Regions from separate parts of the Homo sapiens genome. Here region 1 is linked to region 2. A link is an interaction called in ENCODE POLR2A ChIA-PET data of the cell type or tissue named here. Cell type or tissue: HepG2. All regions are shown on one strand. Each heading gives the region's core, and the rest is flanking DNA. Links, peaks and the distances in the headings are about the cores only. Region 1 has its middle 25 kb from the start of LINC01567. Region 2 has its middle 15 kb from the start of CHP2.

Evidence for each region. ChIA-PET counts read pairs that join two places held together with the same protein. Peaks named below come from ENCODE experiments on the same cell type or tissue, not always from the same donor. Only the 100,000 strongest peaks of a DNase experiment are listed, where the experiment ranks them.
Region 1: POLR2A ChIA-PET joins it to region 2 with 9 read pairs; 1 of 35 experiments calls an interaction of 5 or more read pairs at or near these places.

The regions. Positions count from the first base shown.
Region 1 is chr16:24,643,697-24,649,080 of GRCh38, reverse strand. It overlaps a transcript of TNRC6A not described here. Among named protein-coding and RNA genes, the nearest start is that of LINC01567, 25 kb to the left of the region's middle. In HepG2, for the core only: no CTCF peak of the experiment used is centred there; a DNase peak (open chromatin) is centred at 2,670.
Region 2 is chr16:23,736,990-23,742,373 of GRCh38, reverse strand. No RefSeq gene overlaps it. Among named protein-coding and RNA genes, the nearest start is that of CHP2, 15 kb to the left of the region's middle. In HepG2, for the core only: no CTCF peak of the experiment used is centred there; a DNase peak (open chromatin) is centred at 2,673.

The DNA of each region.
Region 1 (5,384 bases), core at 210-5,209, 910 kb before region 2:
TCAAACTCCTGGGCTCAAGCGATCCTCCCGCCTCAGTCCCCCAAAGTGTTGAGATTACAGCCGTGAGCCACCGCACCCGGCCTGCTTGTCAATTTTAAAAAGGGAAACGCTTAAGAAACTGTAGGAAGATGTGCCACCGATTTCATGATGGATGACAGTTGCAACTTGCTGTGGTAGAGTGAAACAAAAAAGCTGCATGTTGGTTGTGAAAAAAAATTTTATGAGAATAAGGTGGAAACTATTGAGACATTTTCAGCAAATACATAGTGAGTTTGATAAGTTTTTCTCCACATTCAAGAAAGAACTAACGAAGCACATGAAAAGATGCTCAACATCCCTTGACACTAGGAGACTGCAAATCCAAACCTCAGAATACCACTTCATACCCATTAGGATGGCGATTACCAACAAAACAAAACGGCACAGGAAACAAGTGTTGGTGAAGATGCAGACAAACTAGAAAACTTCCACCCTTGTGCCTTGCTGGTGGGACTGTAAAATGGTTGCTGTGGGCCGGGCGCGGTGGCTCACGCCTGTAATCCCAGCACTTTGGGAGGCCAAGGCGGGTGAATCATGAGGTCAGGAGATCGAGACCATCCTGGCTAACACGGTGAAACCCCGTCTCTACTAAAAATACAAAAAATTAGCCAGGCGTGGTGGTGGGCACCTGTAGTCCTAGCTACTTGGGAGGCTGAGGCAGGAGAATCGCTTGAACTGGGGGTTGGAGGTTGCAGTGAGCCAAGATTGTGCCACTGCACTCCAGCCTGGGCGACAGAGCGAGACTCCATCTCAAAAAAAAAAAAAAAGTTGCTGTGGAAAGTGGTACAATTGCTCAAAAATTAAAGAAATACCATGGATCCAGCAATTTCACTTCTTAGTATATATCAAGAAGAACTGAAAGCAGGAACTCAAATAGATGCTTGTACACTCAAGTTCATGGCAGCATTATTCCCAATAGCCAAAAGGTGAAAATTACCCCAATGGTCATCAACAGATGAATGGATAGTATATGGTCTTAAGAAAGAAGGAAATTCTGACACTTGTTACAATATGGATGAACCGTGAAGACATTATGCTAAGTGAAATAAGCCCAACAAAAGAGGATAAATACTGTATGGTTCTACACATATGAATTTCCTAGAGTAGTCAAACTCATAGATATAGAAAATAGGCTGGGTGCAGTGGCTCACGCCTGCAATCCCAGCACTTTGGGAGGCTGAGACAGCTGATCATTTGAGGTCAGGAGTTCGAGACCAGCCTGGCCAACATGGTGAAAACACATCTCTACTAAAAATACAAAAATTAGCCAGGCATGGTGGCGCGTGCCTGTAATCTCAGCTACTCAGGAGGCTGAGGCAGAAGAATCCCTTGAACCCAGGAGGCAGAGGTTGCAGTGAGCCAAGATCACACCACTGCACTCCAGCCTGGGCGAAAGGGGGAGTTAGTGTTTAATGGGGTCAGAATTTCAGTGTGGGAAGATAAAGTTGTAGAGATGGACGGTGGTGATGGTTCACAGCAGTGTGAATGTACTTAATGCCATGGAGATGTATACCTACAGATGATTAAAATAGTAAATTTTATGTTGTGTATATTTTACCACAATGAGAAAACCCAATGAAATTAGTTAGTTGAAATCAGAATAAAATGTTGAGCAAAAACCTTTTAAATAGATTTTATTTTATCAGGATTAGAGATTATAACTTTGGCCAGCTATAAAAATGACTAGGATTCTTGCATGCATGCGCGTATACACATGTACACAATTTTTAATGGAAAGATGGTAAAAAAATTATTTAAGTTGTAAAAATTTTGTTAGAAAATTATGAGGAAAAGACTAAAAAGATATTTTAGGCTGGCGTGGTGGCTCACACCTGTAATCCCAGCACTTTGGGAGGCCAAGGTGGGCAGATTGCTTGAGCACCGGAGTGTGAGATCATCCTGGGCAACATGGTGAACCCCTGTCTCTACGAAAAATAGAAAAAAATGGCTGAGTGTGGTGGTGCACCCCTGTAGTCCCAGCTACTGGGGAGGAGGCTGAGGTGGGAGGATCACTGAGCCCAGGAGGTCAAAACTGGAGTGGGGTCAATCCGCACCACCACACTCCAGCCTGGGAAATAGAGGGAAACTCTGTCTCAAAATAAATGAATAAATAAATAAAAATAAAGATTTTACAGAAAGTGAATAATCTGCAATTAAGCCACCAAACAATTGCCCATAGAATGAAAGAACGTATTAAAGCTAAATGGATTCAAATTTTGGAAAATTGCACAATTTAGCTGAGTCATGCCATGAGATACCACCCAACTAATAGCCTGGGTATATTTATTCAAAAAGGTCTTCCAAATTTATGAAAAAACCTTGTCAATTCATGGCTTACCAAAGTGTAGCATAGATTTTAAAAACATCTTTTACATCTGACCAAAAAAATTTCACTTAGATATGAAAAAATTAGTTTCTATCATGCCAGATGGTCCTCCAGCTATGTTTGGTCAAAAATCTGGTTTTATTGGAGTTTCAAAACAAGAGACTGATGTTTCCCTTATTGCTTCATCCCACTGTATGATAAATACTGAAAATATTTGTGCTGCTTTTGGAAGCAGGCTCCATGGAAAGTGTCATGGGTACAGTTGTTAAAACTGTTCAGTGTATACATACAAATGCTGTGAATCACCACCAGTGCATGGGATTTTTGAAAGAAATAGAAGGCAATGAATGGGGTGATCTTGGGTCTTCGCCAATGTTCATTGGTTGAGTCATGGAAGAGTTTTACAAAGATTTACTGTACTGTCAATTCCAATTCAAGATTTTCTTGAAACAAAGGGAATGCTTGCCAAATATTTAATAATCAAAGATAAACATGGCAGTGTGACTTAAGTTTTCTCAGCAATATCATAGTGTATATGAAATGAGATAAATTCCAAGCTCTAAAGAAAGAAAAACCTGTGACCTAGCTGGAAAAGTATAAGAATTTACATTGAAATGAAAACATTTCATAATACAAATCAATAGTAATGATTCTGCATATTTTTAACATGAATCAATATGCAAAATATATATTTTTTAAGACAGGGTTTTGCTCTGTTGCCCAGGCTGAAGTGCAGTGGCATTATCTTGGCTCACGGCAACCTCTGCCTCCCAGACTCAAGTGATCCTCCCACCTCAGCCCCTCAAGTAGCTGGGACTACAGATGCACGCACCATCATGGCCTGCTAATTTTTTTTTTTTTTTTTTTTTTTTTTTTTTTTTGTAGATACAGGGTCTTGTCATGTTTCCCAGGTTGGTCTCGAACTCCTGAGCTCAAGTGATCTTCCCCACCTCGGCCTCCCAAAGTGCTGGGATTACAGGCATGAGCCACCGCGCCTGGCTGCAAAATATTTTTAATGGTAATCACCAGTATTATGTAAATTATCTGCAAAACTTACAAGAAAAATTTGAAGAATATTGTTGATATTGACAAACTTTAGAGTTACTTTTCAATTTATACAGCATCCTTTTACATTCCATGTTAATACTGAGTTGACATGAGGATTGGTGAATTGCTATAACTCGGACAGAAGTAGGTTTTTGTTTTTTGTTTTTTGTTTTTTTTTTGAGACAGGGTCTCACTCTGTTGCCCAGGCTGGAGTGCAGTGGCGTGATCTTGGCTCACTGCAACCTCTGCCTCCCAGGCTCAAGCTTCCTGAGTAGCTGGGATTACAGGCATGCACCACTACCACCGGACTAATTTTTGTATTTTTAATAGAGATGGGGTTTCACCATGTTGGCCAGGCTGGTCTTGAACTCCTGACCTCAAATGATCCATCCGCCTCAGCCTCCTAAAGTGCTGGGATTATAGGCATGAGCCACTGTGCCCAGCCTGGACAGAAGTAGTTTTAAAACTGATATGCTTTTGCTTCAAAGTCAAACCACTATTCCAATAAAGATGAACTAGCTTCACCAATGTGGAAGTGAATAATACAGGAAAGTGATTTTTTGATACTTGGAAAATATTTAAGTATCTTTGGAACAACCTGCATATGCTGTTCTACTTTTTCAACTGTAACTATAAATACAGATCAAATGTTTTCAATGACAGCTGTACTGTAAGTGTAAAATACACCCTGGATGTCAAAGATTTAGAATAACAACAGGAAGTAAGGAATATATCTCATTACAAATTTTTATATTGATTTCAGGTTGACATGAAGATATTTTAGAAATGTTAGGTTCAATAAATTGTAATGTTAAAATTAATTTCATCTGTTTCTTTTTACCTTTTAAAAGTGTGGCAACTAGAATATTTACAATTACGTGTGTGGTTTGTGTTATTATTCTATTCAATAGTGATGGGCTGGGTGTGGTGGCTCATGCCTGTAATCCCAGCAGTTTGGGAGGCCAAGGCAGGCAGATTGCTTGAGACTAGGAGTTTGAGACCAGCCTGGGCAGCATAGTGAGACCTTGACTCTACAAAAAACAAACAAAAAAAACCCACAAAAAAAAACCAAATTAGCCTGGTGTAGTGTCATGAACCTGTAGTCCTAGCTACTTTGGAGGCTGATGCGGGAGGATCGCTTGAGCCTAGGAGTTTAAGACCAGCCTGGGCAACGTAGTGAAACCCTATCTCTACAAAATATTTAAAAATTAGCTGGGTGTGGCAGTATGCACCTGTAGTCCCAGCTTCTTCTTGGCCGGGGCGGGAGGATTACTTGAGCCCAGGAGGTTAAGGATGCAGTGAGCTGTGATTGCACCACTGCACTCCAGCCTGGTGGACAGAGTGAGACCCTGTCTCAAAAAACAAAACAAGCTAACACGGTGAAACCCTGTCTCTACTAAAAATACAAAAAAAAATTAGCTGGGCGTGGTGGCGGGCGCCTGTAGTCCCAGCTACTGGGGAGGTTGAGGGAGGAGAATGGCGTGAATCCGGAAGGCAGAGCTTGCAGTGAGCCAAGATCGCGCCACTGCACTCCAGCCTGGGCGACAGAGCGAGACTCTGTCTCAAAAAAAAAAAAAAAAAAAAAAATTAAAGATAAGAAACAAAACAAACAAAACCCAGCGATGATCTAGAATTGCCTGCCCTCTTATTTGCACCAGTGTTCCTGCTGGGAGAATTATGTACTGTGATTAGGTCTGACAAGAGGGCTGTCTAAGTCACTTGTCGCCCCTCTCATCTCATCATCCACTATGGAAGCTGAAGGAGCCAAGTTCAAGAAGTTAGCTGTGAAGCTGAGCAATTAGATCCTTCCTCCCAGGACTTAGATTCTGGAGTAAGTGGTGCAGAGACAGAAACATTATTTGGAAGTCAAATTCGGCATAGGATCAGTGTCCGTGTGTGGCCTAGACTTGTAAATTCTTCCCCACTGTATTGTTGCTACTAATGGGGCGGCGGGGAGGGGTGGTGGAAGGGA
Region 2 (5,384 bases), core at 114-5,113:
GGTGACTATATGGTTTTCACAAACTGGCATTTGTTAGTTCTTTGGGAAGAAAAAAATGTTCACTCCAAGAATCTCCTCCAAAAGTACTCAATGTCTCTAACCCTGGCACAAAACAAATGGCAATTATCTCAACAACAGCAAAAAAAAAAAAATTAAACTTGAAGTTATTTTGCAATGGATATGCTACTATGTGTGAATTTGTTAGTATAAGACAGGGATCAGCCAACATTTTCTGCAAAGGGACAGATAGTAAATATTTTAATTTTGCAGGCTGTACGGTCTGTATTACATCTACTCAGCTCTGCTCTGCAGGGCAAAAGTAGCATAGACAATAGACAAAGGAATAAGAGTTCCAACACAACTTTATTTACAGACCCTGAAATCTGAATTTCATATAATTCTCACATGTCACAAAATACCATTCTCCTTTTGGTTTTTTCTGATCATTAAAAAATGCAAAAACTATCTTAGCCCACAGACCACACAAAAACAGGCAGCAGGCAGGGTTTGGCAGGCACACTTGGCTGACTCCTGGCAAGACAGATGTTACTAGAGATTCAGGCATGAATTTCCCAATGTGCCTTGACAGGGAAACTGAAAAGACACCTAAAAACCTTTGATATCAATAAGGGATCACCCCAGGTACGACAGGTACATTTTTGTTCTACAGAGATAGGGATGGAATTTATCTTTTTTTTTTTTGGTGGGGGAGGGCAGAATAGGATTACAAATTGAGTTGTATTGATTCTAAATGGTATTTGAGGATAAAAAAGATGTTTCCAGCCAAGCGTGGTGGCTCACACCTGTAATCCCAGCATTTTGGGAGGTCAAGGTGGATGGATCACCTGAGGTCAGGAGTTCGAGACCAGCCTGGCCAACATGGTGAAACCCCATCTGTATGAAAAACACAATGCTGCCGGGATGGTGGCACACGCCTGTAATACCAGTACTGGGGAGGCTGAGGCAGGAGAATCACTTGAACCTGGGAGGTGGAGGTTGCAGCAAGTGGAGATTCCTACCACTGCACTCCAGCCTGGCAAGAGAGCAAGACTCCATCTCACAAAAACAAAAGAAAGAAAGAAAGAAAAAAAAGACGTTTGCATGTTGCACATAATTGTTATATTAATTGTCTGTAATTGGCTGGGAGTGGTGGCTCACGCCTGTAATCCCAACACTTTGGGAAGCTGAGGCAGGCGGATCACTTGAGATCAGGAGTTCAAGACCAGCCTGGCCAACATGGTGAAACCTCGTCTCTACTAAAAATACAAAAATTAGCTGGGCGTGGTGGTGTGCACCTGTAATCCCAGCTATCTGGGAGGCTGAAGCACGAGATTCGCTTAAACCCAGGAGGCAGAGGTTGCAGTGAGCCAAGATCATGCCACTACACCCCAACCTGGGCAACAGAGCAAGATTGTCTCAAAAAAAAAAAAGTGTAATTAATGGGGTGTTGGCCCATATGTCATGTAGCCTAAGGCAATTCACTAAATCTCTCTGAACTTTAGTTTCCTTAACGGTATTGTAAATGGAGGGGAAAAATAGTAGCTGGTACCTAAGAATGTGTTCAGGAGTAAATGACATAAATGCCTGTGATTGGCTTATCACAGCATCTGGTACACAGCATGCACTAAAAAACGAAAGCTGTTACTATGGCTATTGTTTGATACCACTCTGCGTTGGGTTTTTTTTTCTTTTTTTTTTTTTTTTTTTTTTTTTGTGAGACAGAGTCTTGCTCTGTTGCCCAGGCTGGAGTGCAATGGCATGATCTCAACTCACTGCAACCTCCATCTCCTGGGTTCAAACAATTCTCCTGCCTCAGCCTCCTGAGTAGCCAGGACTACAGGTGCACCACCATGCCCCACTAGTTTTTGTATTTTCAGTAGAGATGGGGTTTCACCATGTTGGCCAGGCTGGTCTCTAACTCTTGACCTTAAGTGATCCGCCCACCTTAGCCTCCCAAAGCGCTGGGATTACAGGGGTGAGCCACTTCTCTCAGCCTGCATTGCTTTTTAGTAGTAACCATCATAAAATATAAAATTGGAGAAGAGGATATAAGAGTTAACACATGTCAACATTTTTGTACCTTTAACCAGTAATAAAATTTATTAAAGATTGTTAAAAGTCACTCTCCTTTATATTTCTTTTTCTGTTTGAACATCAGGTTCGTAGAATTGGATTATTCATGATAATGAATACCCTTGGCTCAAGGCATACTCTTATCAGTGTTTCGTGTATGGCCTGCCTTTATGTTGTTAGTTAGCAGTTTTTAATAAGGTATTCAGCATCCGCAAAACCACTCACTAAAAACAAAAGCTAGGAACTTAGCAGTAGCCAACCTCTAACCACATGGTTTCCCCAAGTAGGGAGCCATCGTTCTGAATCCCATATTCATCATTCTCTTGCTTTCCTATTTATGTTTAGTTCATTTTATATGTATTCCTTAGAAGTGCATATTTTAGACCAAGCATGGTGGCTCACACTTGTAATCCCAGCACTTTGGGAGGCCAAAGCAGGAAGATCCCTTAAGTTCAAGGAGTTCAAGAACAGCCCAGGCAACATAGTGAGACCCCATCTATACAAAAAAATCTAAAAATGACCAGGCATGGTGGTGTACCTGTAGTTCCAGTGACTAGGGAGGCTGAGCTGAAAGGATTGCTTGAGTCCTTGAGCCCAGGAGTTCAAGGTTACAGTGAGCTATGTTCACATCACTGCACTCCAGCCTGGGTGACAGAGTGAGTGTCACAGGGTGACTGTCAAAAAAAAAAAAAAAAAAAAAAAAGCACATTCTTATGTTGACTGCTTGTTTGTTTGTTTTTTAAAGACAGAGTCTCGCTCTGTCACTTGAGTGTAGTGGCATGATCTTGGCTTACTGAGGCCTCCCCTCCCAGGTTCAAGCGATTCTCCAGCCTCAGCCTCTCAAGTAACTGGAATTACAAGCATTAGCCACCATGCCCAGATAATTTTTGTATTTTTAGTAGAGACGGGGTTTCACCATGTTGGCCAGGCTCGTTTCGAACTCCTGACCTCAAGTGATCCACCCACCTTGGCCTCCCAAAGTGCTGGGATTACAGGTATGAGCCACCACGCCTGCCCTCTTGGTATTATTTTTTATTGTTGTATTGTTATTTTTTATGAGTTTTTCTCCCGAATATTTTCAATCCAAGGTTGGTTGAAACCACAGATACAGAACCCACAGATATGGAGGGTGGCTATATTCAACTTGAAGAGATAATGCCCAACTGTTTTCCAAAGTATTTATATGATTTTACACTTCCACCAGCAATGTATATGCATGCATTCTATATATTTCTCATCCAAATGCTGGGGATTTGTTGAAGGAAATGAAATACATTATAAAGAACGTATTTTAGTATAAGGATCAGAGGAATTTCATGGAAACCTAGAGCAAGAAGTTCAGCTAACCAGCTACCTGGCACTCTGGCTCTCTCTTGTTCTCTCTCTCTCTGTCTGTCTGTCTTTGGGTGCAGATCATCTCCCTCTCTGCTTCTCTCTTTCTGGGTATTTCTCTTTTTTCTCTGTAAGTCAGTGTCCTCTAAAAGGCTCCCACAGTCCGTCTCCTCCGTAACTTGGACTTGCCCTTGACTTAGTGCCTGGGTGCAGTGGTTCATGCCTGTGAGCCCAGTACTTTGGGAAGCCGAGGCAGGAGAATCCCTCAAGGCTAGGAGTTTGAGAACAGACTGGGCAACAGTGAGATCCCATCTCCTAAAAAAAAACAGAGTTGCCCTTGACTTTGGGTTCCACAGCATCAACTCTGACCCAGATCCTACAGTATCTTACCACTCCAGGGTTCCCAAACCCGCTCGCCATCAATTCAGATTTTAAAGAGAATAGATCTACTTGGCTTAGCTGGGATCAAGTGTCCACGCCTGGTCCAATCAGCGGAGTCCAGGAGTTCAAGACCAGCCTGGCCAACATAGAAAAACCCTGTCTCTACTAAAAATACAAAAAATTAGCTGGATGTGGTGGCACACGCCTATAATCCCAACTACTCAGGAGGCTGAGGCACGAGAATCACTTGAAACCAGAAGCAGTGAGCCGAGATTGCACTAACGCACTCCAGCCTGGGTGATAGAGCAAGACTGTCTCAAAAATAAATAAGTAAACAAATTCATACATACATACATACATATATACATACATACATACATACATACATACATACATAAAACTAAGCATCTAATTTGACTTCAGCCTTAAGAGAAACACAAATTAAAATTACACGGAGATACCATTTTTAATTTCTGAGAATAGAAAAAAGAATTCTGAAGTTGGAAAAATATACTGGTGGTGAGGCTCTCAGGACCTAGGCACTCTCATTTCAGTTTCTCCCTGTAGAGGGTTGTGTTCATTGGTATAACTCCTGCAGAGGTCATGTGGATACTATCCATTAAAATCCCAAATATATTATATGGACTCCTAGACTCAGCAATCCAACTTCTAAGAATTAACCCTACAGAAACACTCGCATGTTTGTAAAATGATATGTGCACAAGGTTATCTGATGCAAAATTGGTTTTTTACCTAGCCAAAAAAAAGAAAAAAAAGGAAACAGAAACCATCCAAGTGTCCATCAGGTTAAATAAAGTACAGTACCATGAAATAAAATGAAGCTGTAAGAAAGAGGGAAGGAGAGAGAAGAAGGAAAGAAGGAAGGAAGGAAGGGAGGGAGGGAGGGAGGGAGGGAGGGATGGAGGGAGGGAGGGAGAGAGGGAGGGAGGGAAGGAGGGAAGGAAGGAAGGAAGGAAGGAAGGAAGGAAGGAAGGAAGGAAGGAAGGAAGGAAGGAAGGAAGGAGGGAAGGAAGGAGGGAAGGAAGGAAGGAAGGATGGAAGGAGGGAAGGAAGGATGGAAGGAAGAAAGGAAGGAAGGAAGGAGAGGAAGGCAAGAAAGAAGGAAGGGAGAAACCTTTCTACAAACTCATATAGGAAGATCTCCAAGATATGTCACATGAAAAAGCTAGTTGTAGAACAATATGCATGATTGTGAATAATATGCTATCTTTTCTGTTAAAAATACAACAGAATGTGGCCAGGAGCAGTGGCTCATGCCTGTATTCCCAGCACTTTGGGAGGCCAGGGCAGGTGGATCACTTGAGGTCAGGAGTTCACGACCAGCCTGGACAACATGGTGAAACCCTGTCTCTACTAAAAATACAAAAATTAGCTGGGTGTGGTGGTGCACACTTGTAATCCCAGCTACTCGGGAGGCTGAGGCAGGAGAATCACTTGAGCATGGGAGGCAAAGGCTACAGTTACCCGAGATCGCACCACTGCACTGCAGCCTGGGTGACACAGTGAGACTCCATCTCAAAAAAATAAAAAACAAAAAAACCAGAGAATACCAAGAAAGTACATATCTATATATACAT